2 separate regions of the Homo sapiens genome follow, and region 2 is linked to region 1. The links are chromatin loops, found by intact Hi-C in ENCODE. Cell type or tissue: HepG2. All regions are shown on one strand. Each heading gives the region's core, and the rest is flanking DNA. Links, peaks and the distances in the headings are about the cores only.

Region 1 (16,804 bases), core at 2,847-10,846:
TCAATAAAATACTGGCAAACCGAATCCAGCAGCACATCAAAAAGCTTACCCACCATGATCAAGTGGGCTTCATCCCTGGGATGCAAGGCTGGTTCAATATACGCAAATCAATAAATGTAATCCAGCATATAAACAGAGCCAAAGACAAAAACCACATGATTATCTCAATAGATGCAGAAAAAGCCTTTGACAAAATTCAACAACCCTTCATGCTAAAAACTCTCAATAAATTAGGTATTGATGGGATGTATTTCAAAATAATAAGAGCTATCTATGGTGTGGTATTTTTAATCTTGATTTCTAATGTTCGTTGCTGGCATATAGAAACATAGTCAGTGTTTGTATTTTTATCCAGTTCTGTGACCTTACTGAATTCACTTATTATTTCTAGAAGTGTGTGTGTGTGTAGATTCATTGGGATTTTCTGTGTAGACAACCATGGGGACAGTTTCTAACCTCTGTGCCTTTTATTATTATTTCTTCTTCTTCTTCTTCCTCTTCCTCCTCTTCCTCCCTCCTTCCTCCTTCTTTCTCCTTCCTCCTTCTTTCTCCTTCCTTCTCCCTCTTCTTCTTTTTTTTTTTTCTTGTTTATTGCACTGGCTAGAATTAGTGGTAAGAGCGTATGTTCTTGTCTTGTTCCTGGTCTTAGGGGAGATGCATTCAATCTTTCTTCATTAAGTATAATGTTAACTGTAGGGTTTTTGTAGATGTTCTTTATGAGGTTGAGGAAATTTTCCCTATTTCTGTTTTTCGGAGAACTTTTTTCATGACTGTGTTGAATTTTGTCAGATGCTTTTTTTGAGTCCGCTGTTACAATTCTGTGATTTTTCTTCATCCTGTTACTGTGGATTACACTGATTGATTTTCAAATATTGAACCAACCTTGCATCTTGGAATAAATCCTCCTTAGTCATGGCATATAAATCTATTTATATATTGCTGGATTCTATTTTCTAATATTTTTTTAAGGATTTTTACATCTATATTTGTAAACAATATTGATCCGAAGTTTTCTTTTTTGATACTGTCCTTTTCTAGTTTTGGTATCTCAGTAATACTGGCTTCATAAAATGAATTGGGACATGTTCTTTCCTATTTTGTGACGGAGATTATGTTGAATTTGTGTTCATTCTTAAACATTTGGTGGAATTTCCCAAGGTTGCTCCCAACCTCCAACAAACATTTGTTCTGCTGCTTGTTACCATAAATTAGATATGACTTTCCTCAAATTTCTTTATAACACAACATTCTACAGTGTGTGTGTGTGTATGTACACACGGACTGTTTTGTGTCTGGCACTCATTTCATTCAGCAAAATTTTTGATATTCATCTTTGTTCTATACATCAGTAGTTTACTCCTTTTTACTGCTGAGCGGTATTCTGTTGCGTGGATATGCTACAAATTGTTTATCCATTCATGTGTTGATGGACATTTGAGCTTTTTTCAGTCTTTGGCTGTTACAAAGTTGTAGTCAAGTCTTTGTGTGGACATAAGCTTTTTTCTGTTTTCCTTTTTTTTTTTGAGACAGAGTCTCGCTCTGTTGCCCAGGCTGGAATGCAGTACCGCGATCCCCGCTTATTGCAACCTCCGCCTCCTGGGTTCAAGCAGTTCTCCTGCCTCAGCCTCCCAAGTAGCTGGGACTACAAGCATGCACCACCACCCCCAACTAATTTTTGTATTTTTAGTAGAGATGGGTTTTTCACCATGTTGGCCAGGCAGGTCCCGAACTCCTGACCTCAGGTGATCCGCCCGCCTCGGACTCCCAAAGTGCTGGGATTACAGGTGTGAGTTACCACGCCTGATCTTCTTTTTTCTTTTTGAAGCAGAGTCTTGCTCTGTCACCCAGGCCGGAGTGCAGTGGCATCATCTCGGCTCACTGCAGCCTCTGCATCTCTGGTTCAGGCAGTTCTCCTGCTTCAGTTTTGAGTAGTTGGGATTATGGGTGCATGTCACCATGCCCAGCTGCCTTTTTGTTTGTTTTTTCATCATGTTGTGCTTTGTGAAGCACAGCAATGGAAGCACTTTTTAAAAATGATTTTTAGTTTCTAAATTTTTAGTTACAGTGTCAGTAATATGGGATTTGGACATAGAGCCTCCAGATACTTGATACATGTTTACGTGAATGTTTCTTTTCAGGGGAAATACATTTCAAATTCTAGACAACAGTTGGGTAGTCAACCTGTTTTTCACCTCTAGAATGTTTGTTCATATGTGGCCCACATTAGTTGCTACTGTGAGACAGAATCCTGCAGTGCCTTTTCTCTTCTGGTATTATGGATTCCAAGCTGGCCTATTTAAAATACTGTTGTCAAAGACAGTTGTAATCCTCTAAGTACTTGGTCATTTAGAACTCACAGTTACTTTTTTTCTTTTAGTAGCCCAGGAATAGCTTTTATTGTTTGCATTGCTGTGAAGTTTCCTGAATACACATGTACTAGTGCCCAATCATCAGTTGTAATTTAAAGCAATGGTTTCATATATACAGATTTCCACTCAAAAATTGGTTTTTCTTTGCCATCCCACAGTACCTTCTCCAGGCAAATTCCGTTCCCCTGCAGCACCATCTCCTTTGGCTCTTCGGCAACCAGTGAAAGCATTTAGTAACCATGGCTCTGGTTCTCCTGGTAGCCAAGAAATAACACAGCTCACACAAACCACCTCCTCACCTGGGCCTCCTATGGTTCAGAGCACAGTCTCAGCAAATCCTCCCAGCAATATCAACAGCGCTACTCTAACCAGACCTGCAGGGACAACTGCAATGAGAAGTGGCTTGCCCAGACCCAGTGCCCCTTCTGCTGGGGGCATACCAGTGCCTCGCAGCAAACTTGCACAGCCTGTTCGCAGGTAAGTGGCAGATGTTCTGTTTCAGCATTCTTGAGTGCCTGAAAGTGGATAGACTGGAATGAATTAGCTTCATCCGTATGTTTGATAGTAAACAGAAAGTCATGGTGGATTCCCACCAGAGTTTTAGTACCATTTGAATAAAACTTTACTACATTGTTTTTAAGAAATCCTCATTTGGGACTTTTACCAGTTTGGTTCAGATTAAATTTGTCCAGTTGCCTAACGTGATTAAGCATCTCAGAGGACCCCTAGAAAAAAAATTGTTAGAGCCTCTCAATTTGATTGTGATATTCATTCATTTCGAATATAATTATATTCAATAAAGATGATAAAGGTATATTAGAATATAGAGTGATATTTAAGATAAAACTTCTAGCTACCAAGTCTGAGTATAATCTATAAGCATGGTTTTCAAACCCTTATTCTATAATTCAGAATTATCTGTGAGATTTATATAAATGTAGGGTGTAAGTTTTACCTTCAGAGAGTCTAACTTAGTAGATCTGTTATGAGGCCCAGAATCTGTGGGTGTGCTAGGTATTTTGTTGTTGTTTTTTGTTTTGTTTTTGTTTTTGTTTTGTTTTTGTTTTGAGATGGGGTCTTGCTTTGTCTCCCAGGCTGGAGTGCGGTGGTGCAATCTTGGCTCACTGCAGCCTTGACCTCCCAGGCTCAAGCAATCCTGTCACCTCAGCACCCCCTGTAGCTGGGACTACAGGCGCACACCACCATGCCTGGCTAATTTTTGTAGAGATGGGGTTTTACCATGTTGCCCAGGCTTGTCTGGAGCTCCTGAGTTCAAGTGATCTGCTTGCCTCAGCCTCCCAGAATGCTGGGATTACAGTTGCTGGTTTTTTTGTTTGTTTGTTGTTTGTTTGCGTAATCTTCAGATGATTCTGAATCAGACAGGTTGGGAATGATGCATCTGTAACCTTTCAAGAATGGGATTACCACCATCAGTAAACTTTGGTGTCAAATATAATTAAACTGGAAATATTTATCACTGTGCTAAATAAGTAAATGCTTGCTTTGTTTAATCTTCATAATAATATTAAATGAGTAGGTATTCTTATTTCTATTTTTCAAAAGAGGATATTGAAATTTAATGGAATTAAGTAATTTGCCTAAGGCCACATAGCTAATAAAACTATGAGTTCCAAGTATGTCTGACTTTGGAGCTCTTTTAATCACTGTCCCATACTGCCTTTCTAGTGATGCTGACACTGAGCTTCTAATATCACATTCATCATTCTGCCTCTCAAAATAATAAGTAAATGATAAGGTTGGTTATCTGTGTGCTTGGAAAAGGTGAGACCATCTTTTCCTTTCTTTTATCTAGTAGCTATGTTAACAAAATGGGAAGTCATCTGGTGCCCAGTAAAACTTGGAAGTTGTGAAAATGCAGAGTGTGGGGAGGTTGTACTAGTACCTGTTTAGAGCTTAGGACTTGGTACGGCCTTCATGGGATCGTGATGCCACCTGAAGAGTAATTAATATATGTGTGAGATAGTATGGTACTATTTCATAAAGACATTTATCAAATTTTAATTACAAAATTGCTTTATTACAGATCCTTGCCAGCTCCTAAAACCTATGGTAGCATGAAAGATGACAGTTGGAAAGATGGCTGTTACTGACCAGCAAAGACAAGAATGCAGAAGTCCACGGCTTCATGGATACCCTTCACCAGGCTAAAAAACAACTTTTATATGCAGACTGTTCAGATAAGACTCTTGGGATTTATAAAATCCCAGCCCTCTCTGTCTTAATTAGCACAAACCGACAGAGATCATCAAACAGCACTTTAATGACATTTAACATCAGATGTGTTTGGTAATCATACAATCACTCTCCATAGAATCACTTTTAGTTTTGTTTAATAGAAACTAGGTTGATTTTTAAAAAATATTTGACAGAGGCCAATATCTGGGCAAATACCTAATGGATGCCAAAGAGAAATGCCCATTTGTAAATGAGAAAAATGCCCATTTGTGCACAAGAAAATGGTGAATTCAGGCTATCCAAAACTTCACATTCAACCTAATTTACTGTATAAATAGTATCAATAAATATTTGTGTTAATGAGAACTAATATTCTGACTAATTATCTAAAGTGTTTCACTAGTACACCAGGAAACTACAGATTGAGATTAGGGGGTGGGAGGAAAGAAACCTGGGCTAGAGATTAAAACATTCCTAAATTTAGCAGAATTTCAGAAATGATTTTTGCAGATTCATTAGAAAAGAAAAATTGTCATTTAATCTTAAGTTTTGGATGTAGCTCACATGTCACCACCACCAGATAGTGTTACAGCATGTATCCATCATGTTGCATTGACACATCAAACTTGTGTGTGTTTGTTTTGATTGCCAAAAGGGCTTAATATCAGTTGTACAATCTTTCTGAACTTTATAGTTCCTGGCTCAGGAAAGATGGCCTTTGCTATTGAAGCCAACTTCTTCACATGCTGTTATCTTTACAGAACTAAGAGATCTTGTTTCTATTAGCAGGTTTTCATGATAGGAAAGAACAAGTAGTGTGTGTCTTTATTCTTGATACAACACCACCTCGGTGCTTGCAACCTGGAACAAAACCATACCATGAGAGAGAGGGGGAAAAAAATCTATGCACTTAACCTACAAAATCTCTGGTGATGACAGTTGTATTGTTGCTATTACATGGCATAACGGTCTATTATGTGGTAGGAAAATATAGCCTGCTAAATCCTACTTAAGTTGATCCACTTTAAACTGAGTAACTGTATAAAACATCTATTGAAAATTCTTTTCCTTTTGACTTAGATTCTGCCTTACATCAATTTTTGCATTTTTGGTAAAAAAAAAACCCTACTACGTATGACTCTAACCTGATACTTGCTCTCTAATGGCTCTTAATATATCCTTGAAATCGGCTATTTCAATTTTATCAGACTTTTACCAGAGTAAAACTTGCTTCTGTAGCAGGCCTCTCATTTTTTATTATGAGGTCTGTTTTTAAATACTTAATTTGAACAGCTCTAAGATATTGTCACTTAGGTCATCTAAAAGCTTTTAGAGATTTGAACATAAGTTCATTTCCTGTTAATCAAAGACATTCCGTAAGTTGGCAAAAGAAATTGGGAGAGAGAAATAGAAGGCTTGATATTCTGGACAGCATTAAGGTTGATAGGTTGATGATAAAAACTTAAAACCAGGACCTCCATTCTGTCATGACTGACACCATGGTAGTCTGTCAGCTTGACCAGTGGAGAGTCATTCATTTAGCACAAGCAGCTGGAGATTTAAACTGCCAGTACTATGTATTTGGTGTATAATGCAAGGAAGAAACTTTATCCTTGAATTTGAGGGTGATGGGGTGGGTCAGGAAAGGATGGCGCCAGAATTCTACATGATAATGAACTAAAAAATGTTGCTTTTCAGAGGAAGATAAAGCATCTTCTTTTGGGAGGGGGGTATCTCATGTCTAAGTAAGTAAAAGAAAGAAGTAGCTACTGTCTCTTTTAAAAACCACGTACAAAACAGAACAAGTCTCAGTTTTCAGTGCAACATTTCAAAAAATATATATGCTGCAATCTAATAATTAAAAGGAATTTTACCTATTATGAAACATATTACATTTTTTAAGTTAGATAATCAGTTTCAAAAGGAGTATTCAGGTTATTTAACTTTGTTTTTAAATGGCTGCATCAGAAAAAAATGTCTATTTTTTTTTATTAAAATATTTCATCACTTGTTAAAACATATTTTTGATCTGAGTTTGGTAAAGTATTATTTTACCTGCTGTTGTACTACCACAGACTGTTGACTTTTAGTTTCTTAAAGAGAAAAATTGCCTTTTTACTAGAAAGCCTTTGTATATTGCAATTTTTCTGTTTGGGAAAATCTAAGGATTTACTGTGGTTAGTCTTACAGAAGAAATGTGGATTTGATAAACTAGTGCCTATGATTTTAACTTATGTTTGATATATAGTAGTAAGGGTTTTATGAATGTTGATTATTTTGTGCCAACAGCCCAGAATTGTCACTTATATGTAAGCAGAAAACAATGAGCTCTGCTTCCAAAGTTATTTAATTTTCTCAGTGTTTGAATGTTATTTTTTGTAAGTGTGTTAATAAAAGTGTAAAGAATTGGAAAAAATATAAATATTCTTAACTCAAGCATTTGCTGGATCATTTTTCTACAAAACTTGTTTGTACAATATAAAACACTCTCTGAAGAGTTGACTTTTTTTCAGTTTCGTATCCTGGAAATCACATTTTGTAAAACTGGGGACCATTCATAATTGTCAGATACTTTTTAAAATTATCTCAATACATCACTTTTATAAAAAAAAAAAGTTTTTTTGAAAGAAAATTAGATACATATGTGGCCCCAGATGTTTGTATAACTCTAGAATGATCTAGACTATGTATGTTTAAATTAACTTTTTATTGAATGTACAGGTGTCCATTTTTGACGTTAAGCATGGTCCTTTAAGGTCACATGACGTTTGATTTGCAAACATTTCTATAGCCGAACTTGTATATGTGGTTGCCTCCTTAATAAACAGCCTGACCATAATGTTTATTATTAAATTTATATTCTTTAAGTGTTTAATTAATCTCTGGATATGGTAAGATTCCTTTTTTCCTCTCAGTTGCCTACACTTGGTTTTAATAAATTACTCAGTTGAGTTTTTCTTTAACCACAGAAACCCAAATCATATTGCCCTTTCAGATTTAGTCTTCATGGGGTTGGATTATGTCTTATATTTTCTCTGTCAGAGTTATTTCATATATGGATTTTACTTGAAGGAAATTTACAGTTTACTCTAAATTGATTTGTTCTTGGAACTTTTTTACCTGCTGTGAATTGATACCTAGTTATAAAAAGCTAGCATTTGCCTAGATCATAACTATGTATGGTATCTAGTTAGAAAAAAACAAGCAAAAAGCTATTATGAGTTTCCAAGAGGGACAATTAATGCATTTTCATACCAAATGCGAATATTTAGGTGATCACGTGCATCTTTTCTTGTATGGATGGAAAAATCAAGAATTGTACACTGTTTAATGAGTTCTCCATATTCCTTTAGGAGATATTTGCTTTGCAATTACATGTTACAATTAGAATAATTACAATTAAAATAATATTACATGTTACAATTAGATTAATAGTGATGAGAGGGAAAAAAGACACCCTTCTGTTTTTTTCTCTCAAGCCAGTCTAAAAACTTGAAGAGCCATTTAAAATTAAATGTCACTATACTTGTATTATAAATCAATACATAAGTTTAAACCTGTTATATACTCAGTGCAACAGAAAAACCCATATGGAGGTTCAACCACTGATGTATTTTGAATGATCCTAAATATAAGTCTTGGGTGGCTAAATGGCCCTCTGCTTACCAGTCTGAAAATGAAACCGATTATACTCATCGGCCTTATTTACTGTAATACAAACTGGTTAAAACTATGTTAACTGAATGCTAGTTTGAAACAAATTATCTACATTAAGTCATCTTAATGTTTTCTCTTTAAAAGAAATAAAAAAATCTGTTTCTTCTGATTTCGAAAGTAATAGAAACTCTGCTGTAGAACATAAACTAAAAATATTAAAAAGTATAAAGGTAAAAAATGATAGTTGTCTGCAATCCCATAATCCGGAAATATTGAAGTACTGTCCGTAACATGGTTATGACATGTTAAGTGGAAGGGTAGAAGGTCTTTTTTTTTTTAAGGAGAAAATGTTTCTTTTAAATAAATGTTTCTTATGTAAAAATGTTGACATGAGTTTGCTTTTGCACAGAAGTATACATTAACTGCTATTGAAAGCTTGGCATATATCTTAATTCCTGATTTTAGATATTTCTTGATAAAACTATCGTATGTATTGTTTGTATTGTTTATAACATTAATTGGTTTTTTACAATTTATACTTTTTTTTTTTTTTTAAACAGTCTTGCTCTGTTGCTCAAGCTGGTGGAGTGCAGTGGCATGATCTCGGCTCACTGCAACCTCTGCCTCCCAGGTTCAAGCAATTTCCCTGTCTCAGCCTCCCAAGTTGCTGGGACTACAGGCACATGCCACCATGCCCAGCTAATTTTTGTATTTTTAGTAGAGACCGGGTTTCACCATGTTTGTCAGGCTGGTCTCAAACTCCTGACTTCATGTGATCCACCCACTGTTGTACCTGCTGTTGTATTTTTTACCTGCTGTTGTACTACCATAGACTATTGACTTTTAGTTTCCTAAAGAGAAAAACTTTCTTTTTTTTTTTATGAGATGGGGTCTCACTATTTTGCCCAGGATGGTCTCGAACTCCTGGGCTCATGCGATTCTCCCGCCTCAGCCTCCCAAAGTGCTGGGATTACAGACATGAGCCACCACGCCTAGCCTCTATACATATTGAAATTTGAGAAATATATAATAAATTATAAAGAAGAAAAAGTACCTAATTCAATAGGTAGTCAGCCACTTAAATTTGAAGATAATGTCTTTGTTTCTTTTTCCTTCTAAAATTGTAATCATATGCTTGACAGTAACTTTTTCTGAAGTCTGAATTCATGACTACCATGATGTAGATGGATTCTGCTGCTACAAAAAAAAGCCATTTAGTTCTGGAAAGAGTTTATAAATATTCTAAAACTTTGCCAAACTATATTATTGTAGTCCTTCGTATCGTATCCTTTGTTGATACTTGAATGCCCCCCACCACCACCCCTGCCTCCCATCTACCATGAATTGACAGTATTGATTGAGTACAATGCCAGTTTTAAACCACCTTTAAAGAAATAACAGGCACAACCAAATAGGCTAGTCTTCAGTAGAGTTATTAAACTTGATCACCGGAAGGGCTATTAAAACAGATTTCTGCACTGTACTCCCGAGAATTTCCAAGTCCAAAAATTCTAGGAGTAGGGTTCCCAGGACAGGTCAGGTGCACATTACTGGACTAATTGACTGTGACTAGAGGATTGGCGTTGAGGTAGAACACTAGCTATGGTTTTCTACTGTGAAAACCATATGGATGGAATGGGGAAAGACCATTTTCCCTGAAGGTGATGCTGTCCCAAGAAAGTAGGCCAGGTCTTGAGCAAACAATACAGTAGGTACACATCACAAATGTCTCAGTGCATATTATATAAAATGATTATACCATGTCAGTGGTCACTGACCTGGAGGAAACATTTGTAGTAAGAAGAGAAGTTTCTGGTAGTATTTGAGCTCCTGGCTCAATACAGGAGGCCCTGTATTACTCCTGTCCATGGATTCCACTAGGCATCTTGGTATGCTTATTAAAAGTTCCCCTTCGTACATAGGCCAGTTTAAGCTAAGGTTCTATCATTTGCAAACAGCAGGAAGAGATGATTTTTCAAATGTTTTAAAAATTGATAAATTATGTACAGAAGTTTGTACAACTCAAATGTTCAGCTCAAAGAATTATCACTAAATTACTACATGTGTAATCACCATGTAGACAAGAAATAGAATGTTCACCGCACCCCAAAAACTCTCCTAGTGTCATCTGACAATCTGCTTCCTTCCTCTTCTACAAAGATAACAGTTACTGACTGGGTGGGGTGACTCACACCTGTAATTCCAGCACTTACGGGAGGCTGAGGTGGGAGGATCGCATGAGCCCAGGAGTTGGAGACCATCCTGGGCAACATAGTGAGAACCCCATCTCTCAGAAAAAAGACAACAGCTATTCTGACTTCTAACATTGTACAGCATCGGTGCATTATATAACATCTCAGTCAACATGGTCTGCCTATAGGTCAATACTCCAGTAAAATTATAATGAGACTGAAATATTTCCATCGCCTAGTGACATAGCCCAACGCATTTACTCACGTGTTTGTGGTGATGCTGATATAAACAAGCCTGCTGCGCTGCTAGTCATAGAAGTATAGCGCATAATACTTGATAATAAACAACTTTGAAACTGGTTTACATATTTACCATACTTTATTGTTATTTTAGAATGCACTCCTACTTATTTTTAAGTGAACTGTAAAACAGCATCAGGCAGATCCTTCATGAGATATTCTAGAAAACATTGTTATGATAGGAGATGACTGCTCCATGCATTTTATTACCCCTGAAGACCTTCCAGTGGGACACATGTGGAAGTGGAAGACAGTGATATTGATGATTTTGACTCTGTGCAGGCCTAAGCTAATGTGTGTGTTCATGTCTTAGTTTTCAACAAAAATTTTTTTAAGGAAAAATGTTTATAGAATGAGATATAAAGAAAATAATTTTGAGCAGCTGTACAATGTATTTTAAGCTAAGTATTGTGAAAGAGTCAAAAAGTGAAAACTGTAAGTAATAAGGTAAAAACCTTGCAGTAAGCTAAGGTTAATTATTGAAAAAAATTTATAAATCTAGTGTAGCCTAAGTACAGTGTTTAAAAGTATAGTAATGTTCTAGGCCTTGACATTCACTCACCGACCCACCTCAAGCAACTTGCAGTTCTGCAAGCTCTGTACATGTTAAGTGCCCTTTACAGGTATCTCATCTTTTATCTTTTATACGGTATTTTCACTGTAGCTTTTCTGTGTTTAGATATGCAAATACTTACCATTGTGCTACACTCACCTACAATATTTAGTGCAGCAACATGCTGTACAGGTTTGTAGCCTAGGGCTATATCATATTGCCTGGGTGTGTAGTGGGCAGTCATCTAGGTTTGTGTAAGTACACTCTGATGTTCCCACAAGGGTGAACTCACCTAACAAGGCATTTCTCAGAATGTATCTGTGTCAAGCGACACATGACTGTAATTTAGTTTTGCCTACTTTTGAACTTTAAGTAGAACCATACAATTTGTATTTTTTCTTCTTTGAAGGGTAATTTTTTCTTTGAAAGCTGAAAATGATTTTCTCTTAGTCACTAAACAGAAATAATGTGAGATTCACCCATGTCGCTGATGTCATTGTAATTTTAATTTGTTCATTTTCATTGCTGCTGTTACATGCCATTGTACAAATATATCACAGTTTGTCCATTCTAATGTCAAGGACAGTTGTGGTGTTTCCAGTTTGGAGCTCTTAAGAGTAATGCAGTTTTGGATTTCAGTATAGTCAAAATGGCATAAGCCCATTGAAGCCTCTCTCACTGACTAAAAATTCTGTACAAAATGTAAAAGACAACTGAGAACACTGGGGGTGGGGGTGGGGTGGGGGGTAGCAGCAGGATTGAAGACGGAGTCAGACCTGGAGAAAAGACCCATACAAGGGTGAACTTCTCATTTCTCCCCTCTTTCTTGACCCTGAGCCAAGGGAGGGCACCCAGAAGAGCTGTCACAGAGGCCCTTCTGGCAGATAAACTTTGAGGAAAAACCCAAAAGATGAGAAAAAGGAGTTCCTGGAAGCTAGAGAATGTCAGGGGAAATCCCCAGGTATTTATGTTTTCTCTCATGGCTTGTCTTGGGTAAGCCCTCAGGTAAGCTGTGCTAGCAAGTGGTGCCAACAGTTAAAATTGATGGAAGCACTCTCTCTGGGCAGAGGAAATGGGAAAAGAGCCTTTGCAGTCTTGAAGACTGGAGGTCATCTGCATTTTTCTCTATTTACTCTCTCTGTTCTGAGGGTGGCCTGAGTTGTGGGAACTGCATAGTAATAGTGGTGGAACTAAAATTCCAAGCAAAACCCTTGTTTCTGGCCAGAGGACAGGGGAATGGGCTGTCTTAGGGCATGATGGGGGGAACCAGAGAGAACAAAGCAGAAGGAATCCCTTTATTCTATGTGTTAATTAGTACAAGCTCTAAGCTTACATACTCAGGACAGACCCAAAGCAGCACACTAGAGGCTTTAGGAACTAAAGTACAATTTAAACCACTGGCCAAGACACAGATTACTGAGCAGTACATGATAAGCTTGATCCAATATAATATAACCCTTTTTGAAAGCAACTGGGAATCACAGCCACAGAAGACGGCAGAAAACTTTCAGTATGAACCTATCTGGGTTTATTGTTAAACAAAAATCAGCATTCTCCAGAATATTTTAACAAGACCTAGAGTCTAAATTATAATATTCAGAATGTGCAGCATTTAATCTAAAATTACCTGGCATACAAAGAACCAGGAAAATGTAATACATTCTCAAGAAAAAAGACAGATGTCAACACCAATATGATCCGGATGTTGGACTTACAAAGTTTAAGGCAGCTGTTATGAAATAAGCACTCTTATGAATGGAAAGATAGAAGTCCTCAGGAGAGTAGAAAAAATAAGTTTAAGAACCAAATAGGAATTTTAGAACTGAAAAAATATGTAAAAGTATTTCAATTTGATGGATTCAACAGCTGACTGAAGATGGCAGAAGAGTCAATGAAGTTGAAGAGAGCAATACAATTTACTCAATCTGGAGAACAGAGACAAAAAACTGAAAAAATGAGCAGAGCCTCAGGAACCTGACAACAATATTGAAGGTCTAACAGTTGTGTTATTGGAATCCAATGGTAAATTGGCTCTCAAAAGGTTCTTATTTGTATTGTTTTCCAATGTCCAAGTGCATCCATTTGGGTATTCTCTGTTGTGAAGTCTCTTTCAAATCATTTGTCTGATTTTATATTGAGGTGTCTCTTTCTCTTACTAATTTATAGGAGTTCTGTAGGTATTGTGGAGAGAGTTTTTAGTAAAGTTGTTTGTAACCCTTTTTAATGAATGCAGGATCTGAAGTGACAACCCCTTAATTCCATGTGTTAGTATTTGGATCTCTCTCTCTTTATCACCTTCCCTCCCTCACTCTTTCCCCTCCATACCTCTTCTCTTACCAGTTCCACCAGGGGTTTCTTAAGTTTAGTGTTGTAGCTATTTGTTGTGTCCCAGGATCCAGTCCTTGGTCCACCTCTCTGTCTACACTCTTGCAGTGTTTCATGGCTGAGAAACCATTTGTTATATGTCTGGAGACTCCAGACTCACATACCAAACTGCCTCCTCAGTGTCTTCATTTGAATATTAAACAGGCAGCTCAGAGTGTACCTGTGCAAAGCCGCAATTCTGATCTTGCAAACCTGTTTCATTCATCTCAGCTAATAGCAATTTTGGAGTCATTCTTGGTATCTCTTCTCCCTCACTCACTCTTTTGCTCTCTCTCTCCATACACACCTAACCAATCTGTAAATAAATCTCATTGATTCTACCTTCAAAATATATCCAGACTCTAACCACTTCCTTGCCTCAACCCTCACTCCCACACAGCCACAAGTGATCCTTTTAAAATGTAATTCAGTCATGTCAAACCTCATCTCAAATCCTCCAGGGGCTCACCAAGTATTTATTGTAAAAGCCAAAATGTCTATTGCTCCCCCCGACTTATTTCTCTGGCATTATCTCCTCCCTCACTCCACTCCATTTCAACTTCCCTGGCTCCTGGCTCCTGGCCTCAGGCACATTCCCACCAGAGACCCAAGAAAACACTGCCTGTTTCCTCTGCTGAGACGCTCTTTGCCCCAGATGCCATATGTCGAATCCCTTACCTGCTTCAAGTCTGCTCATGTGTCACCTCCTCAGTGAAAATTTTGACTCAGCCCCTCCCCCAGCTTCTAATCTTATTTTTTTTTAACCAAACTCTTCCTCTTTTCCATAGCACTTATCACCTCCAAGCATCCCATATAATTAACTCATTATTATGCCAGCTTTCTCTTCTCCCTCCACTCGTGTGCATGCCCTTGCATGTGGGCACACACACCCACACACACCCGCATGCATGTATACCATATATGGTTCATGGAGGCAGAGATCATTTTTGTTTATCAACTCTTGGCAAATACCTAGACCAGTGCCTGGCACATGGTAGGCACACAAATATTTACTGAATGAAAGCATTGCTGATGGGAGTCTCTTTAGAGAGCAATTTGAAACACAACAAAATTTAAAACATACCTTTGGCCTGGCTACGGTGGCTCACACCTATAATCCCAAGTTTGAGAGGCCACGGCTGGAGGATTGCTTGAGACCAGAAGTTTTTTGAGACCAACTTAGGCAACATAGTAGACCCCATCTCTACAAAAAAATAAATTTAAAAAATGTACATTTGGACCCATTGATTCCACTTCTAATTATCTTATAGGTGTACCTGTCTATGTGCTTGTGTAGATAAGAATACAAGAATATGTATATAGTAGTATTTGTGGACAAACAAGGCTGGACTTAAATGTCCCTCAATAGGAAACTGGTTAAATTATGAAACATTCACTGAAATATTAGGCACCTATTACCAAGATCAAGATATAATAGCTCTATGTGTAATGATATGGAAAGACACCCACGATGCATCATGAAAAGTAAAAACAAGGTGTCAAAATGCCATTTGGAATAAAAAGGTTTGTGTGTCATATTTGCTCTGTTAACAATGACTGCTTCTGAAGGGATACAAAAGAAACAGGTAACTGGTTACCTGTGAAGACGGGAGTGGGAGACACAGCTAACAGTGGTAAGGAGATAAGGAACCAGCATTTTACCTGAGTATTTTAATTCTTTTTTCTTTTTTTTTTTTCTTTTTTTTTTTAAGAGACGGGGTCTGTTGGCCAGGCTGGAGTGCAGCGTGATCATAGCTCACTACAGCCTTGAACTCCTGGGCTCAAGCGATCCTCCCACGTCAGTCAGCCTCCTGAGTAGCTGGGACTAGGGGCGCACACCCACCCCACCTAGCCCTGTTTGAATTCTTTATCATGTCCATATGTATACCCACTGCTTTTTCAAACAGTAAAAGAGAAATATAACCGCTGTTTTCCTTGCTCCCCTCAAAAAACTTGTTTTACTTAATGAAATGAGTTCAATCTAGTCTGTGAATGCACTCTTCATTGTTTCAGCCTTCTCCATTCATGGCATCATGAGTTTTGTATTTGCACCACGAGAAGCATTTTCATGAATTTTACTCTAATATTATGCATTTGGCTTTATCAAGGGTTTATGAAGAACAAAAGCTGCTTCTGCCTCTGGTGTAAAATTATCAAGAGCATTGTTCCTTATGTGACTCAATATCCCCTATATAAAGGCCCATGTGAGAATTTTTTTCTAGAATGCAGTATCTGGAAAAATCATTGTCTCTTTTGAGGAACTGGGGCTCTCCTTCAATACAAGACCTATGTGATTTATCATGTTTGCATTTTTGTCCCTGTTGCCCGAAAGTTTAGATCCATATATGACGCTCAATTGCAGCAACTGAATTTATTTTTTTTTTAAGCCGGTTTTGTCCCCAAAAGGATTTAAGGTGGTTTATAGAAATATGAGATGAAGGTGTGGTTTTTTGAGTCTCGTTCTGTCACCCAGGCTGGTGTGCAGTGGCACGATCACAACTCCCTGTAACCTTGGACTTCTGGGCTCACAATCCTCCCACTTCAATCTCCCCAGTTGCAGAATTACAGGCATGAGCCACTGCACCTGGCAAAGGTGTCTTGTTTGTTTATATATTTGTTTATATAATTTCAACTTTTATTTTAGATTCAGAGGGTACATGTGCAGATTTTTTACATGAGAGTCTTGCATAATGCTGGAATTTGGGGTTCTATTTAACCCATCACCCAAACAGCGAACATAGTATCCAGTAGGTAGTTTTTCAGCCTCTCCCCTTTTGGAATCCCCAATGTCTACTGTTCCCATCTTTTTATCCATATGTACCCATTGTTTAGCTCCCACTTATATATGAGGACATGCGGTATTTTCTGTTTCTGAGTTAATTCACTTAGGATGATGGCCTCCAGCTGTGTCCATGTGACTGCAAAGGACATGATTTTTATTCTTTTTTATGGCTGTGTAGTATTCTGTGGTGTGTGTGTATCACATTTGCTTTATCCAGTCATTTGTTGATGGACACTTAGGTTGATTTCATTTATATAATTTATATATTTTAATAATATAAATATATTAAATATATAAATGCTATTGTGAATAGTGCTGCGATGAACATACAAGTGCATGTATCTTTTTGATAGAACGATTTCTTTTGAGTAAACACCCAGTAGTGGGATTG
Region 2 (16,804 bases), core at 5,267-13,266, 110 kb before region 1:
TTCAGATGGTAGGTAAATAGTTGTCTAATATTATTTACTGTATACTGGAAATATTTAATGATTAAATTAATTTTTTATTTAAGTTATTAATAAGAAAAACACTCAAATTGTTTTGAGAAATACAAAAGCAAGGCATATTGAAGCCATCTGAAAAGGCTCAAGTTCATTAATAGTTAATTTTGCCCCCATGACAAGTACTTGATGTAACAGCTCCAATTAAGCCCGAAAGAATGTCTGTTTTTAAACTTATCTTGGTGGGGAGCAGAACTGTTTTCTACTTATCTCCCATGACAGTGTGATGATTAAATTTTAAAAGGTTTTCCAAGCTTTCATTGACCTTACATTTACAAGTCAAAAGACAGATTTAGGCAAGTGAGCAAGTCATTCATACTTCAAATCAGTTTCTGTCATTTATTCAAATTTTTTATTATATTTGCTTCTTGTGTTTTTTGTTTGTTTGTTTGTTTGTTTTGAGACAGGCTGGAGCGCAATGGCGTGATCTCAGCCAGGTTCAAGCAATTCTCCTGCCTCAGCCTCCCAAGTAGCTGGGACCACAGGCGTGTGCCACCACGCCCAGCTAATTTTTATTTTTATTTTAGTAGAGACAGGTTTCACCATGTTGGCCAGACTGGCTTGAACTCCTGACCTCAAGTGATCAGCCCTCCTCAACCTCCCAAAGTGCTGGGATTACAGGGATGAGCCACCGTGCCTGGCCTTTTATTTCCTTCTTTGGGTTGCTGATTTATTTGTTTGATTTTCTCTGACATTGTATACACTCGATGAAAATGCAAACCAATATAATTTAAGAAATCCCAAACTAAAGAATGTCTTTGTACCATGGGTAACCATCGCAGTAGCAACTGGTTCAGTCAAGAATCATTAATGGGTGCTGAAACTGGTGGGCAAATGTTCAACGGGAAACAGGATATATAGCCCCGAAGTATCTCACCACAAATTACTTTTTAACTTTAAAGGGAAAAATAGCAACTTTAGAGTGGAGAAAACAGGCAGACATCACTTTAACCAAAGTAGCATCATGACTACTGAGACAAACCAATATTATGTGAACTGATGTGTGTATGACACAACACACTGAGATTACAGCATCACTTCTGTGCTAACCCTAACCCAAATGCATAACCCGAATCTAAGCATGAGGTGACATCAAACAAACCTAAACTAAGGAACATTCTACAAAGTAACTGGTCCATATGCTTCAAAAATGTCAAACTCATGAAAGACAAAGAAAGCCAGAGGAGTTATCCCAGATGAAAGAATACAAGAGTGACATGGCAGCTAAATGCAATAAGTGATCCTGGACTAGATTGGACTCTGTGTCACAAAATTATTTTTATTTTCCTAAGAATGACATCATTGGATAATTGGTGATTTTGAGTAATTCGTTCCATGTTGCTTTTATTGAGAAGCCTCAGAATGCAAATTTAATATAAAATACTTAAAGTATCGACACCATATAACAAGATTAAAACTGTGAAAACATTAGTCTCACTTTGCCCCTCTGTAAGAATGATCCAGTTCTAAAAGACGGTTCTTCAGACTTTGCTCTCAAAAATTACAAACAACTCTCATAGTAACATTGACAGAGAATTTCTAATATATATAGGTCCTGAATATGTTACAGATTTCATAAACTAAATTTGAGGACTGTTGGTGGGAGCTCAGTAGCTGATCTATTCTACTGAAAAGCTGAAAAAGGAGAAAGATGATTAATAAGGCTGTCATAACCAAACAATATGAGTTTTATAGCTTATACCAGCTTTCAGAATTGCACTTAGAAACACAGTGGCAATCAGTCCAATACCTTGACCTTGATGCAATGCATTCTATTTCCTGTATCATTAAATGTGGTGGAATTGTTATGAAGATGAGTGTTACACATCCCAGTTTTTTGGATAATGTTCTCCATAAATTTTATATATTGACTGCAATGCCTTATAGTTAAAAGGCAAGCTTGTTTCTCATTAACTATGTAACTTCAAGCTAATTACTTGGCTTCTTTGAGCCCTAGAGCCTGAATTTGTTATATGATAGGGTCAGAATCTCTTGTCTCTGAAATTCTTTTCAAGTCTAGTTGTGGATCATTCGAGATTTCAGTCAATAGTTAAGTTATCCGTAAAAATGATATATTTCTTCTAAAGCCAAAATAGAAAACTGCTCTTCTTTAAGAGCAATTCCTTATGTTAGCTTATTTTATGAAGTATTTTAGTTACATGAAAAATGTATAATTAAGAATAGAACAAACTTCCGCGTACCCACCATCCAGCTAAAATACAGAACATTACAGTTTGTTATCTACCATGTTGGCAAAAATCCTTGAGTCTGACAAAATGCCTTATTACCAACTCTGCAGGGAAATAGGCACTTTCACATATTGTTGGCAGGAATGCAAAAACAGTATGATGGGAATTTGGCAATATCTAGCAAAATTACATATGCATTTAATCCTGGACACCACAATCACCTTTCTAAATCTATCTCAGAGATATATAGGCAGAAATATGAAATGATGTATATACAAACTTATTCATTGTAGTACTATTTGTAATAGCAAAAGATTGCAAACAATCCAAATGTTCATCAATAAAGGACTGGTTGAAGAAATAATGATGAAGTACTATTCCACTATAAAAAATAGTTTATAAGATGCTGTGAATTGCGTATAGCATGCTACCTTTTGTTTAAGAAAGAGGGACTATAAGTGTATGTGTGTGAGTGTGTGTGGAATAAGCATTTTTTAAAAGTGATAATAGAAGGATAAACCAAAAGCCGATAAAAAAATGATTACTTATAACGGAAGGAAAAAACAGGAATCAGAGGATGACAAATACACATAAGAAAAGATGTTCAACCTCATACGTCATTAGGGAATTGCAAATTAAAATGAGATACCACTACACATATATTAGAATGGCTAAAATTCAAAACACTGACAGCACTAAATGCTTGTGAGGATGTGGACAACAGGAACTCTCATTCATTGCTGGTGGAAATGCAAAATGGTAAAACCACATAGGAAGACAGTTTGGCAGCTTCCTACAAAACCAAGCATACTCTTACTGTATGATCCAGCAATCATACTCCTTCGTATTTGTCCAAATGAGTTGAAAACTTACATCCACACAAAATGCTGTATGTTATTTTTTACAGCAGCTTTATTCATAATTGCCAAATCTTGGAAGCAGACAATGTCCTTCAGTAGGTGAATGGATGAACAACCTGTGGTACATCTTTACGGCAGAGTATTATGCAGAACTAAAAAGGAATGAGCTATCAAGCCACTTAAAGACATGGAGGAAACTTAAACGCATACTGCTAAGTGAAAAAAACAGTCTCAGTAGATAATTATAACTGTAATAATCCACCCTTATCCACAGTTTTGCTTTCTGCAGTTAACCAAGGCCTGAAAATATTACATGGAAAGTTTCAGAAATAACTAATTCATAAGGTTTAAATTGCACACTCTTCTGAGTAGCATGATGAAATTTTGTGCTATCCTGCTCCATCCTGCCCTGAACCTGAAACATTCCTTTGTCCAGTGCATCCATGCTCTATATATTACCAGATACATTAGTTACTTAATAGCTGTCTCTGTTATCAAATCAACATGTACAAGAAGAGTGAGTACAGTACAATTAGATATTTTGAGAGAGAAAGCATATTTACATAACTTTTATTACAGTATATTGTTATAATTGTTCTATTTTATTATTAGTTATTGTTGTTAATTTCTTACTGCACATAATTTATAAGTAAACCTTATAAGTATGTATGTGTAGGGTTCTATGCTATCCATAGTTTCAGGCACCTACTGTCGGTCTTGTAACATATCCCTTGAGGATAAAGGGGGACTATTATGTATGACATTCAATAAAAAGCAAAATTATGGATACAGGAAAAGGTCAGTGGTTGCCAGGGTTTTGGGGAAAGAAGGGAGGGATGAATATTGGAACATAAGGGATTTTTAGGGCAGTGAAATTACTCTGTATGTTATTGTAACGGTGGATATGTCATTAGACATTTTTCAAAACCCACAGAATGTGCAACACAAAACAACAAACCTTAATATAAACCATGGTCTTTAGTTAATAACTGTACCAATGTTGGCTATCAATTGTAATAAATATACCACAATAATGCAGGACATTAATAATAGGGAAAAAGAGGCAGGTTTTCTGTAAACCTAAAGCTGTTTTAAAAAATAAATCTGTTAACGAAAAAGAAAGGCAGGGGACACAGACTGGAAATAAACCTTCTCAGATGAAATCTGTCATATGGTTTTGACTTTCAAAACATGTAAATGTGACTATTAAATAACTTCAAAAACCAATTACTTTAAGAAGAAAATAAAAGAAAAAAGCAATCCCTAAAAATCTAAACCAAATTGAGACAAGTGAACTTAGCTCTACAGTAAGTTGGTGGCAAGACCAAATAGAGAAGAGCTCTGTCTAATGACTGCAAAAGGAATATTTTGGCTTTCATTCTTTTGTGAGATATATCCTAAAGACTAAAACATCACAAAGAAGTGTAACCTGTATTTAGTCATTTTATTGTTACTTACAATATTGGGGTTGCTATTTTGAAACTGTTATTTTAAAAATACCTATGATGCTGGGTGTGGTAGCTGCACCTGTAGCCCCAGCTACTCAGGAGGTTGAGGCAGATTGCTTGAGGCCATGAGTTTGAGGCTGCAGTGGGCAATATAGCAAGCACTCTACCCTGGGCAACATAGGAAGACCCTATCTCTAAAATAAAAAATAAACAAATAAATAGCTACATATAGCAAATATACATTATTTATATGGTAGGAAAAGACAAATACATGTTAATGTTATTAAAAACCAAGATTTTTAGCTTAAGAGAACAAAGGCAAAATATTACAAAGTAGGTTAAAGTTCTAATCTTTAATTTAAATAGAAAATATCAGTACGAACTCATTATTTACTTTTCTCCTTCTAGAAAATAGTTATTTCCCAGTTCTATCCACTGGAAAGTTCTGGAAGTAATAACAACTTAGTAGCAATGATCATCCCTAGTGCTCAGATTATAGTCTTCAAAGACCAAGGAAGCAAGCAAGGCCTTTGAAGAACTGGCTGATTTCATATAGAATAGGAAATATACATCCTGAGCCTGAGACCACTTGCTGTGCCTGAAAGACAGAAAGCTATCAGAGACTACTGGGGTCATATCAAAATAATGAAAGAGTCAAACTAAAAATGCTCCACTCGCCAAAAATGGCAACAATTTGAGCATCAAAAGAGAATAACAGAACACTTACTATATGATGCAACTGAGTAAAAGAATCCAGAGACATGATTCTACTTTTAGGAATTCCTAGAAAAACCTACTCTATAGTGACAGGAAGCAGATTAATGGTTGCCTAGGGCTAGGGATGGAGTGGGAGTAAGACTCACTGCAGAGGGGCTGAAAGGAATTTTTGGGGGTGATAGAAATATTCTATATTCTAGGCCAGGCAAAGTGGCTCACGCCTATAATCCCAGCACTTTGGAAGGCCGAGGCAGGTGGATCACTTGAGGTCAGGAGTTCAAGACCAGCCTGACCAGTATGGTGAAACCCCATCTCTACCAAAAATACAAAAATTAGCTGGGCATGGTGGCAGGCACCTGTAATACCGACTTCTCAGGAGGTTGAGGCAGGAGAATCGCTTGAACCCTAGAGGCAGAAGTTGCAGTGAGCGAGATTACACCACTGCACTCCCGCCTGGCAACAGAGCAAGACTCCGTCTCAAAAAAAAAAAAGAAATTTTCTCTATTCTGATTGTGGGGGTAGTTATACAGGCATATGCATTTTTCAAAATTCATTCAATTGCACAGTTTCTTTTTTTTTATTATTATACTTTAAGTTTTAGGGTACATGTGCACAACATGCAGGTTTGTTACATATGTATAAATGTGCCATGTTGGTGTGCTGCACCCATTAACTCTTCATTTCACATTAGGTATATCGCCTAATGCTATCCCTTCCCACTCCCCCCACCCCACAACAGGCCCCGGTGTGTGATGTTCCCCTTCCTGTGTCCATGTGTTCTCATTGTTCAATTCCCACCTATGAGTGAGAACATGCGGTGTTTGGTTTTTTGTCCTTGCGGTAGTTTGCTGAGAATGATGGTTTCCAGCTTCATCCATGTCCCTACAAAGGACATGAACTCATCATTTTTTATGGCTGCATAGTATTCCATGGTGTATATGTGCCACATTTTCTTAATCCAGTCTATCATTGTTGGACATTTGGGTTGGTTCCAAGTCTTTGCTATTGTGAATAGTGCCGCAATAAACATACATGTGCATGTGTCTTTATAGCAGCATGTTTTATAATCCTTTGTGTATATACCCAGTAATGGAATTGCTGGGTCAAATGGTGTTTCTAGTTCTAGATCCCTGAGGAATCGCCACACTGACTTCCACAATGGTTGAACTAATTTACAGTCCCATCAACCGCGTAAAAGTGTTCCTATTTCTCCACATCCTCTCCAGCACCTGTTTTTTCCTGACTTTTTAATGATAGCCATTCTAACTGGTGTGAGATGGTATCTCATTGTGGTTTTGATTTGCATTTCTCTGATGTCCAGTGATGAAGAGCATTTTTTCATGTGTCTTTTGGCTACATAAATGTCTTCTTTTGAGACGTGTCTGTTCATATCCTTCGCCCACTTTTTGATGGGGTTGTTTTTTTCTTGTAAATTTGTTTGAGTTCATTGTAGATTCTGGATAATAGCCCTTTGTCAGATGAGTAGATTGCAAAAATTTTCTCCCATTCTGTAGGTTGCCTGTTGACCCTGATGGTAGTTTCTTTTGCTGTGCAGAAGCTCTTTAGTTTCATTAGATCCCATTTGTCAATTTTGGCTTTTGTTGCCATTGCTTTTGGTGTTTTAGACATGAAGTCCTTGCCCAGGCGTATGTCCTGAATGGTCTTGCCTAGGTTTTCTTCTAGGGTTTTTATGGTTTTAGGTCTAACATTTAAGTCTTTAATCCATCTTGAATTAATTTTTGTATAAGGTATAAGGAAGGGATCCAGTTTCAGCTTTCTACATATGGCTAGCCAGTTTTTCCAGCACCATTTATTAAATAGGGAATCCTTGCCCGATTTCTTGTTTTTGTCAGGTTTGTCAAAGATCAGATAGTTGTAGACACGCAGCATTATTTCTGAGGGCTCTGTTCTGTTCCATTGGTCTATATCTCTGTTTTGGTACCAGTACCATGCTGTTTTGGTTACTGTAGCCTTGTAGTATAGTTTGAAGTCAGGTAGCATGATGCCTCCAGCTTTGTTCTTTTGGCTTAGGATTGACTTGGCAATGTGGGTTCTTTTTGGTTCCATATGAACTTTAAAGTAGTTTTTTCCAATTCTGTGAAGAAAGTCATTGGTGGCTTGATGGGGATGGCATTGAATCTATAAATTACCTTGGGCAGTATGGCCATTTTCATGATATTGATTCTTCCTACCCATGAGCATGGAATGTTCTTCCATTTCTTTGTATCCTCTTTTATTTCATTGAGCAGTGGTTTGTAGTTCTCCTTGAAGAGGTCCTTCATGTCCCTTGTAAGTTGGATTCCTAGGTATTTTATTCTCTTTGAAGCAATTGTGAATGGGAGTTCACTCATGATTTGGCTCTCTGTTTGTCTGTTATTGGTGTATAAGAATGCTTGTGATTTTTGCACATTGATTTTGTATCCTGAGACTTTGCTGAAGTTGCCTATCAGCTTAAGGAGAGTTTGGGCTGAGACGATGGGGTTTTCTAGATACACAATTCATGTCATCTGCAAACAGGGACAATTTGACTTCCTCTCTTCCTAATTGAATACCCTTTATTTCCTTCTCCTGCCTGATAGCCCTGGCCAGAACTTCCAACACTATGTTGAATAGGAGTGGTGAGAGAGGGCATCCCTGTCTTGTGCCAGTTTTCAAAGGGAATGCTTCCAGGTTTTGCCCATTCAGTATGATATTGGCTGTGGGTTTGTCATAGATAGCTCTTATTATTTTGAGATACATCCCATCAATACCTAATTTATTGAGAGTTTTTAGCATGAAGGTTGTTGAATTTTGTCAAAGGCCTTTTCTGCATCTATTGAGATAATCATGTGGTTTTTTTGTTGTTGGTTCTGTTTATATGCTGGATTACATTTATTGATTTGCATATGTTGAACCAGCCTTGCATTCCAAGGATGAAGCCCACTTGATCATGGTGGATAAGCTCTTTGATGTCAATTGCACAGTTTCTAAATGAGTGCATTTTATTGCATTTAAATTATAATTCCAATAATATTAATTTTTTAAAAAAGAGAAAAGGAATAAAGACTACAATGAATAGAAATCATAAGTGTAAAAATCTCAGAGTCCTTAATAAGTCTTTTTAAAAAATCGTCTTCATTCACCAATTGCCAGGATACCAACTGCTATAGTTTGGAATACTGTTCTCTCTAAATCTCATGTTGAAATTGGATACCCTATGTTGGAAGCGGGGCCCAATGAGAGGTGTTTGGATCACAGGGGCAGATCCCTCATGAATAGTTTAATGCCCTCTCCCAGGAGTGAGTTCTTACTCAGTAAGTTCTCATGAGAGCCTGTTGTTAAAAGGAGCCTGGCATCTCCTCTGTTTCTCTCTTGCTTCCTCTCTCACCATGGAGCTCTGTACACGCCAGGTTTCCTTCACCTTCTACCATGGATGGAAGCCTAAGGCCCTCACCCGATGCAGATGCCTGTACTGTACTTCTTGTACAGTCTGCAGAATCGTGAGCTAAGCAAACCTCGTTTCATTATAAATTTCTCAGCCTCAGATATTCCTTTATAGCAACACACAACACACTAAGACACCAAATCATTATGCTAAAAATCGATAAATGTAAGTTATCACTTACCCTGCTTTTCTTATGTGGGCTGGACTTCAAGGTACCTAGTGGTTGATGAGGGAAAGTTCTTTATAGAACAATTACAGTTAATAAATGCAGAAAGAATGATAAATTAGAAAATGACTATTTTTGAAATATTTTACAAAATGATGAATCTAAGTAAAAATCATCAGTGGTTTCTAAAACCATTAGGTGAAAGATAGATAAGGATCCTTAATACTATATCTATTGATGAATCAGGTCAACCACATTTGAACCACATTTAATTGATGGATAACCAGACATTACGTGCCTCTTGCTGTGATACAATAGGAAGTATAGAGCATCATATATAGAGTATCCTTGCCTAAATAAATAAATCTTAAAAACTGAATCAAAAACAAACCTCTAAATCTTACTGTCAGTTTGTAGGAAATACTATTCTGTACTCGCTAAAATGAGAAAGTGAGTCTGACCTTAGCAAGCTTAGTGAAGATGTAGAACCCTGGAAACTCTCACAATCTGCTGCCAGGAATGCAAATTGGCCCACGCAGTTTGAATTTGACAACACACACAAAATGGGGAAAATCACCTCCTTGCCACTAGATGGTGCTTATTGGCTTTTGAGTAGTTTGTTGTATTGTTTTCTGTTACATTGCTGCATTCCTCTTTTTACTTCTGATGGATCACTGGAGGAACGGACTGGGCACTAGGGACTAGAGCCTCACCAGAATGTTGTCACTGGGATCCCAAAAGCCGTATCTGCTGCGGAACTATGTTGCCCCTGGGGACACATCTCTGAGAGTTGCTGCTTGCCCTAGCCACTTACATTATTCAGTTCCTTAACAATATCTGTCTCTATACTGTGTCGAGGGTATTTTTCTGAAGAATATATTTTTCAATACAGTCTTATTATTTTTAATTATTTCACATAATATCTGTGCTCTCTATTTAACTTTTTTAAGATAACTTTGAAATTATAAAATATGGTACAAGAAAATCCTTCATACACTTCATCTAGGCCCCAGGTTCACCACTTATTACGATTTACCATTCTCTCTCTCTCTCTCTAAATCATATGTATATAATTTATATATGCCATATATATTATTTTATATACTTTTATATATTATATATATTTTATATATTATATAATTTATAGATATGTATATAATTTATAGATATATTGTATAATTTATATATTAATTTATGTATTTATTATATAATATATGATATATAGTTTATATATATTATACATATATATACATTTCTAAACCTTTTAATAGTGAGTTGCAGACATAATGCCCCACTGGCCTTATAAACACAGACACTATTCTATAAAACCACAGCATACCCATCAAAATCAGAAAATTAACATGGATATAGTGCTATCTAATGTACAGACCCCTTTCAAATTTTACCAGTTATCCCAATAGTATCCATTATAGCAAACATACAACAAAACAAAATAAGAAACAAAAAACCCACAATTGTTTAAAAACTTCTTTCCCTTTCCCCTTTTCCTTTTTGTTCCAGGACTCAACCCAGGATTATCCACAGCATTTAGTTGTCATGTACATATCTTCTTCAATCTAGACAGTTCCTCAGGCTTTCCTTGTCTTTTATTATCTTGACATTTTTAAAGGCCAGATATTTATACTACCTTCAATTTGGGTTTGTCTGATATTTTTTCATGATTAAAGTTATGATTTTGCAGGGCAGGACTATCACAAGTGATACTGTGTTAGTGCATCATATTAGGAGGTGCACAATGTCAGTTTGTCCTATTACTGGTAAATTAACCTTTATCATTTTGTTTGTCCACTGTTAGTCTTATAAATAAATATGTTTATTTATTATTATTATTAATGCTATTATTAAATAATTAAAAAGCATTTTATGGGGAGATACTTTGAGACTATGTTAAGTATCTTTTCTCTCATCAAACTTTCACTCATTATTTTGGCCTCCTATTTTAGTATGGTTGTTATCAAATGGTGATTCTCTAATTCCATTATTTCTTTTTTTTTTGAGACGGAGTTTTGCTCTTGTTGCCTAGGCTAGAGTGCAATGACTCGATCTAGGCTCACTGAAACCACCTTCCGTGTTCAAGCAATTCTCCTGTCTCAGCCTCCTGAGTAGCTGGGATTACAGGCATTCGCCACCACACCCGGCTAATTTTTGATATTTTTAGTAGAGACGGGGTTTCACTATGTTGACCAGGCTGGTCTCGAACTCCTGACCTCAGGTGATCTGCCCGCCTCGGCCTCCCAAAGTGCTGGGATTACAGGCGTGAGCCACTATGCCCAGCCTATTATTTCTCCTACATTAACTATTTGGCTTAACTTGTAAAGAAGAGCTTTCCATTTATTTATTCATTTCTTTGTATCAGTATAGGTTCATGGATTCTATTTTATTCAATGGCTTATAATATGTTACTAACGTTATTTATTTTGATGCTCAAATTGTTTTGTATTTGGCAAGTGGGATCCCCTTCAGTTTGAATCCTTTGTCCTTTAATGTGGTTCAAATCTACTTTGAGAGCTTTCTTATTTTCTGGTGCAAGATGTTTCACACTCAGCTTATACTTTTGTCTGCACAGTCCTGAAACTGGTGACTTCTCCATGAGCCTTGGTTCCTTTTAGTAAGGTATTTAAAAACCAAGATCTGCGGTGACTCACGCCTGTAATCCCAGCACTTTGGGAGGCCGAGGCGGGTGGATCATGAGGTCAGGAGATCGAGACCATCCTGGCTAACAAGGTGAAACCCCGTCTCTACTAAAAATACAAAAAATTAGCCGGGCGCGGTGGCGGGCGCCTGTGGTCCCAGCTACTTGGGAGGCTGAGGCAGGAGAAAGGCGTGAACCCGGGAAGCGGAGCTTGCAGTGAGCCGAGATTGCGCCACTGCAGTCCGCAGTCCGGCCTGGGCGACAGAGCGAGACTCCGTCTCAAAAAAAAAAAAAAAAAACAAAACAAAAAACCAAGATCTGGGTACTAAGTGTGCTTATCGCTACAAAGATGCCACTGTTCACAGACCCTCTTACCAAACACAGCCAGAGAATACATATATATCCATTCCTATATATATTTCAACCTCTATATCTGCATATTAACACCACTATGAGCTCACAGAAGTATCTATAATTCTAATCATATACCACAGAGTTTTGTTTTGTTTTTGAGATGGAGTCTCACTCTGTCGCCAGGCTGGAGTACACTGGTGTGATCTCGGCTCACTGCAACCTCCGCCTCCTGGGTTCAAGCAATTCTCCTGTCTCAGCTTCCCAAGTAGCTGGGACTACAAGCACTTGCCACCATGCCCAGCAATTTTTATATTTTTAGTAGTGACAGGGTTTCACCATGTTGGCCAGGATGGTCTCAACCACAGAGTTTATTGTAGCCTTTCCTCTTTCTGTATTTGTTCTCCTTACTCTGTAAGAAAGTTGTCTTTCATTGTCCTTAATCTATTAATTTTCCCTGTAGGTAATCAATATCCAGATGAAGTGAATTATCTCTTTGGCAGAAACCACCACACGATATCCACAGTTTACTTCCTCAGCCCCAGCCCCTCTAAAACTTCCAGGCACACGATATCAGTCTCCCTACCCCAAATGATCTCCAGTCATTCATGATTCCTGCCTTCCCTGCAGTATGCACATAGGATCAAGCACCAAGGCCTGACTATGCTACCTCCTAAATTTTTCCTGAATCTGCATTTTCCTCTATATTCTATGTGATTGCATGACTAGGAAAACCTTGCCAACTGCCTAGTTAATCATTGATGTCATTGAGATAACTAATATAATCTTTCTCCCTCTCCCTTTAATTTTTTTGACTTATTAAGAATTATTAAGTGTTGGCCGGGCGCAGTGGCTCATGCCTGTAATCCCAGGACTTTGGGAGGCCGAGGCAGGCAGATCACGAGGTCTGGAGATCGAGACCATCGTGGCTAACACGGTGAAACCTCGTCTCTACTCAAAATACAAAAGAAAATTAGCCGGGCGTGGTGGTGGGCGCCTGTAATCCCAGCTACTCGGGAGGCTGAGGCAGGAGAATGGCGTGAACCCGGCGGGCGGAGCTTGCAGTGAGCCGAGATCCCGCCACTGCACTCCAGCCTGGGCGACAGAGCGAGACTCCGACTCAAAAAAAAAAAAAAATTATTAAGGGCCTTATTAGTCATAGGTAAAGATCAGCATATTTCCCCAGCCATGCTTGTTATCGTCCTAGTAATTATTCAAGGGGTTCAAGAATTGAACATGAGAAGTTAAGCCTTGGTCCTGGCCCACAAAGTGGGGAGAATGATACCCAGGTGACAGAGCTGTTTTAATTAAAGGATAGAGGGAGTAGGAGAAGGTGAGAGGCCATTTCTATCACTTCAGCCTCACTGGTGGGCTCCTTATCCTCTAGCTTCCAATCCTAATCTCTAATGGGTAAGGTCTAAAGCTCAGCTCTTCTCTCCTATTCTGGCAGGGATTAAATTCAGTATTAATCAGCTACTAACTAATTGCTAAGCTTCTATGGGTAGCTCAGGTGGATGCTGCACTCTTTCTAGTAATTTACCCAGGAGTCCAGTTGAACCGTACTTGTCTTTTAACAATTTTGCTTTGTCAACCACCTTGCTTTACCACCTCAGGGTTGATATAACAGGTGGGTGTGGGGTAAGGTTGGAAAAAAAAGTAACCTTTTTTCTGATTATAAAAGAAATCATTACATTATAGAAATTTGAGAAAAATAAAATGAAGAAAACAAAAAATCACCTATAATATCACAACCTCCTGATGTAATTTTTTCCAGTTTTTGCTATGGTTTTATAAAATAAACTAGACATTATAATAAGTATTAACCTTTATACTGTTTTTCTTTTTCTTTCTTTTTTTTGAGAGACAAAGTCTCGCTCTTCCACCAATGCTGGAGTGCAGTGGCATGATCAGAGCTCACTTTAGCCTCTTTGAACTCCTGGCCTCAGCCTCCTGTGTAGCTGGGACTGTAGGTACAAGCCACCATGCCTAGCTAATTTTTTTAAATATTTTTTGTAGAGACAGAGTCTCAAACTCTGTCTGCTGGTCTCAAACTCCTGGCTCCAAGTGATCCTCCACCTCAGCCTTGTTTTTTTCTTAACATTATAATATAAACATTCTTCCATTTAAAAATTCTTTTAAAACATTAATAAAAATATAGATGTGTCTAATTTCATAAGGTACAAATTTTTTACATGGAGGTTGTTTTCAGTTTTTTATTATTATAAATATTTCCAAAATAAACATTTATGTACATAAATCATTTTTCCACATTGATAATTACTTTCTTAGGTTAAATTGCCAGATCTAGAATTATCTGGCCTAAATCTGTGAATACAGTTAAGCTACTGGAGAATATTGCCTTATTGTTTTTCGAAAAGCTTGCTGTAATTTGCACTTTCATGGGCTGTGTATGAGAGTGAGTGCCTTTTTCACGCCCCAAACATTGCACCTTAAAAAACAGAGTAAGAAGTAATATGATGAAAAGGGGAGGTAAATAAAAAAGGGAGATCAGGCCGTCACTTGAGAGAGAACGTTAGCTTCTGAGTTCTCTCCTTCTACATGAGAATGTGATGGGGCTATTTAGCCATTCTGATCTTCTTGGGGGCCTTTAGCCTTGTCTAGGGAAAACATGTCTTGTACACGTCTAGGGAAACAAAAGATCTGAAATCATAAGATGCCTCAGTGCTGCTGGAATTCAAACTTACCATTTGACAGGAAAGAGAAGGAAATTAGATTGCAGAGGATGGATACTTTGGAACATCCTTCCTCCCTCCTTTTTTCTCACCCTTCACATCTGATCAATCTACAAATCCTGCTACTCCGCTTCCTCTCTGTCACCACCTCTCCACGCCTATTAGGTTCTCTAGTTCAGGCTGTCATCATCCTTCAACCTGAATAAACACAATAGCCTCCTAACAGATCTCCCTCAAGTCCATCCTTCTCCCAGAGTAATCTGTCTAAAGCACAAATGTAGCCATCACCAGCCCCACAAGCTCCCTTTAAATACCCTCAAGGATGCTTCTGCCTACAGAATGGAGGTGAAGCTATTTTTCCTGAAAGCAAGGGTGTCCTGACTTATTCCGCACCTGTTATTACTGCTTCATCTTTTCCTTTCTCCTTCCTTGTACATTATGCTTAATTAATAGCAACTACTGGTAGTTACTGCCCAAACACCATTCTATTTCTTGCCTCTAAATTGTTCGTTCCCACTACCTAGCATAACTTTCCTCCCTCTCTGATAATGACTAGGGCAGTATTCTATTCAAAATATTCTTTTTCAAAAATATTAATTGCCCATCCCTGGGGTAATATCTTACTTCCCTGCTCAACAGAAATCAGGTTTGGACACATAATTTGTTTGGACCAATAGTATGTGGGCAGAAGTTATGTTTATCACTTCCAAGCAGAAACTTCACGAGCCAGAATGTGACTTGCTATGGGTTTTTGTTTGTTTTTCTTTTTCCCTGCTATGAGATCAATAATGTTCTAGAAGCTGCTTTGTCAGCTTGGGTCCTAACATGAAAATATTGGCAATCTGGAATATATATGAATGAGACATAAACCTTGATTGCTGTAAGCCCCTGAGATGTTGCAGTCATTTGTTACTGCAGCATAATGTATCCTATCCTGACTGATAATACTGGCCATCTCCTAATCATTCTTTCAGACTAGTATTACTTCTATGACGTTCTGTACATGTATGGCTGCCTAATACTTAATGATACAAATAAATGTTTTCTTTGGATGATATGGTTTGGATCTGTGTCCCCACCCAAGTCTCATGTTCAATTGTAATCCCTAGTGTTGGAGGTGGAGCCCGGGGGGAGATGACTGGATCATGGGGCAGAGTTCTTATGAATGGTTTCATAACATCCTTCTTGGTACTGTACAGTGAGTGCGTTCTCATGAGATCAGTTTGTTTAGAAGTGTGTAACACCTCCTGTCTCTCTCTCTCTCTTTCCCTCTCTCTCGGTCCTGCTCCTGCCATGTAAGACTCATGCTCCCACTTTGCCTTCTGCCATGCTTCTAAGCTCCTTGAGGCCTCCCCAGAAGCAGAAGCCACTATGTTTCTTGTATAGCCTGCGGAACCATGGCCAATTAAAGCTCTTTTCTTTATAAATTACCCAGTGTCAGGTATTTCTTTATAGCAGTTCCAGAACTGACTAATACATTAGAGAAGGCCCCATTGCATGATGTTTGGCAAAAAACAGATTCTGCCTCCCACTAAGGAAGCCAGAAAGAGCAGATACTTGCTCTCCTAGACTCCTCACAGCTAGGGAAATACCATGTGACCTAAGGTCAGCCATTTGGAAGTTCCCTGCTCAGGACTTAAGAGTTTTGATACAAAGAAGCAAGAACAGGATAGTATAGCATTAATTCTGTTGCTGGAGGCAATATCCAGCGTCCAGTGGAGTGACAGTAGTGAGAACAGAGTCAAGGGGTGAGAGCAAGTGTCCAAGATAAGCAGACTGTTCTGGTGGTATCTCTGGCTGAGTTCCAGACTGCCTAGTCCCTTCAGTTCCTGCTCATTTCCTGAACCTGCTCCTCCAGTTTTCCCAATGATTCTTTTCTTTTTCCTTTTTTTTTTTTTTTTTTGAGATGGAGTCTCACTCTGTCACCCAGGCTGGAGTACAGTGGTGCAATCTTGGCTCACTGCAACCTCCACCTCCCAGGTTCAAGCAATTCTTCCACCTCAGCCTCCCGAGTAGCTGAGATTACAGGCATGAACCACTACGCCTGGCTAATTTTTTGTACTTTTAATAGAGACGGGGTTTCACCATGTTGGCCAGGCTGGTCTCGAACTCCTGACCTCAAGTGATCCGCATGCCTCAGCTTCCCAAAGTGCTGGGATTACAGGCATGAGCCCCTGCGCCTGGCCTATCATGGGTCTTTGCTGAGAAACCTTACTTGAGGTCTATAGCTA

Evidence for each region. Peaks named below come from ENCODE experiments on the same cell type or tissue, not always from the same donor. Only the 100,000 strongest peaks of a DNase experiment are listed, where the experiment ranks them.
Region 2: a loop joins it to region 1, with 2.1 times the contacts of the local background. A loop is called at or near these places in 9 of 110 quality-filtered maps.

The regions. Positions count from the first base shown.
Region 1 is chr4:48,417,598-48,434,401 of GRCh38, forward strand. SLAIN2 (SLAIN motif family member 2) reads left to right here. Exons shown (of 8, transcript NM_020846.2): 7 at 2,528-2,846; 8 at 4,414-8,604. The coding sequence ends at 4,480. Among named protein-coding and RNA genes, the nearest start is that of SLC10A4, 57 kb to the right of the region's middle. In HepG2, for the core only: no CTCF peak of the experiment used is centred there; no DNase peak of the experiment used is centred there.
Region 2 is chr4:48,306,754-48,323,557 of GRCh38, forward strand. No RefSeq gene overlaps it. Among named protein-coding and RNA genes, the nearest start is that of SLAIN2, 26 kb to the right of the region's middle. RefSeq lists an enhancer at 9,279-9,573. In HepG2, for the core only: a CTCF peak has its summit at 9,465 (motif pointing right); a DNase peak (open chromatin) is centred at 9,468.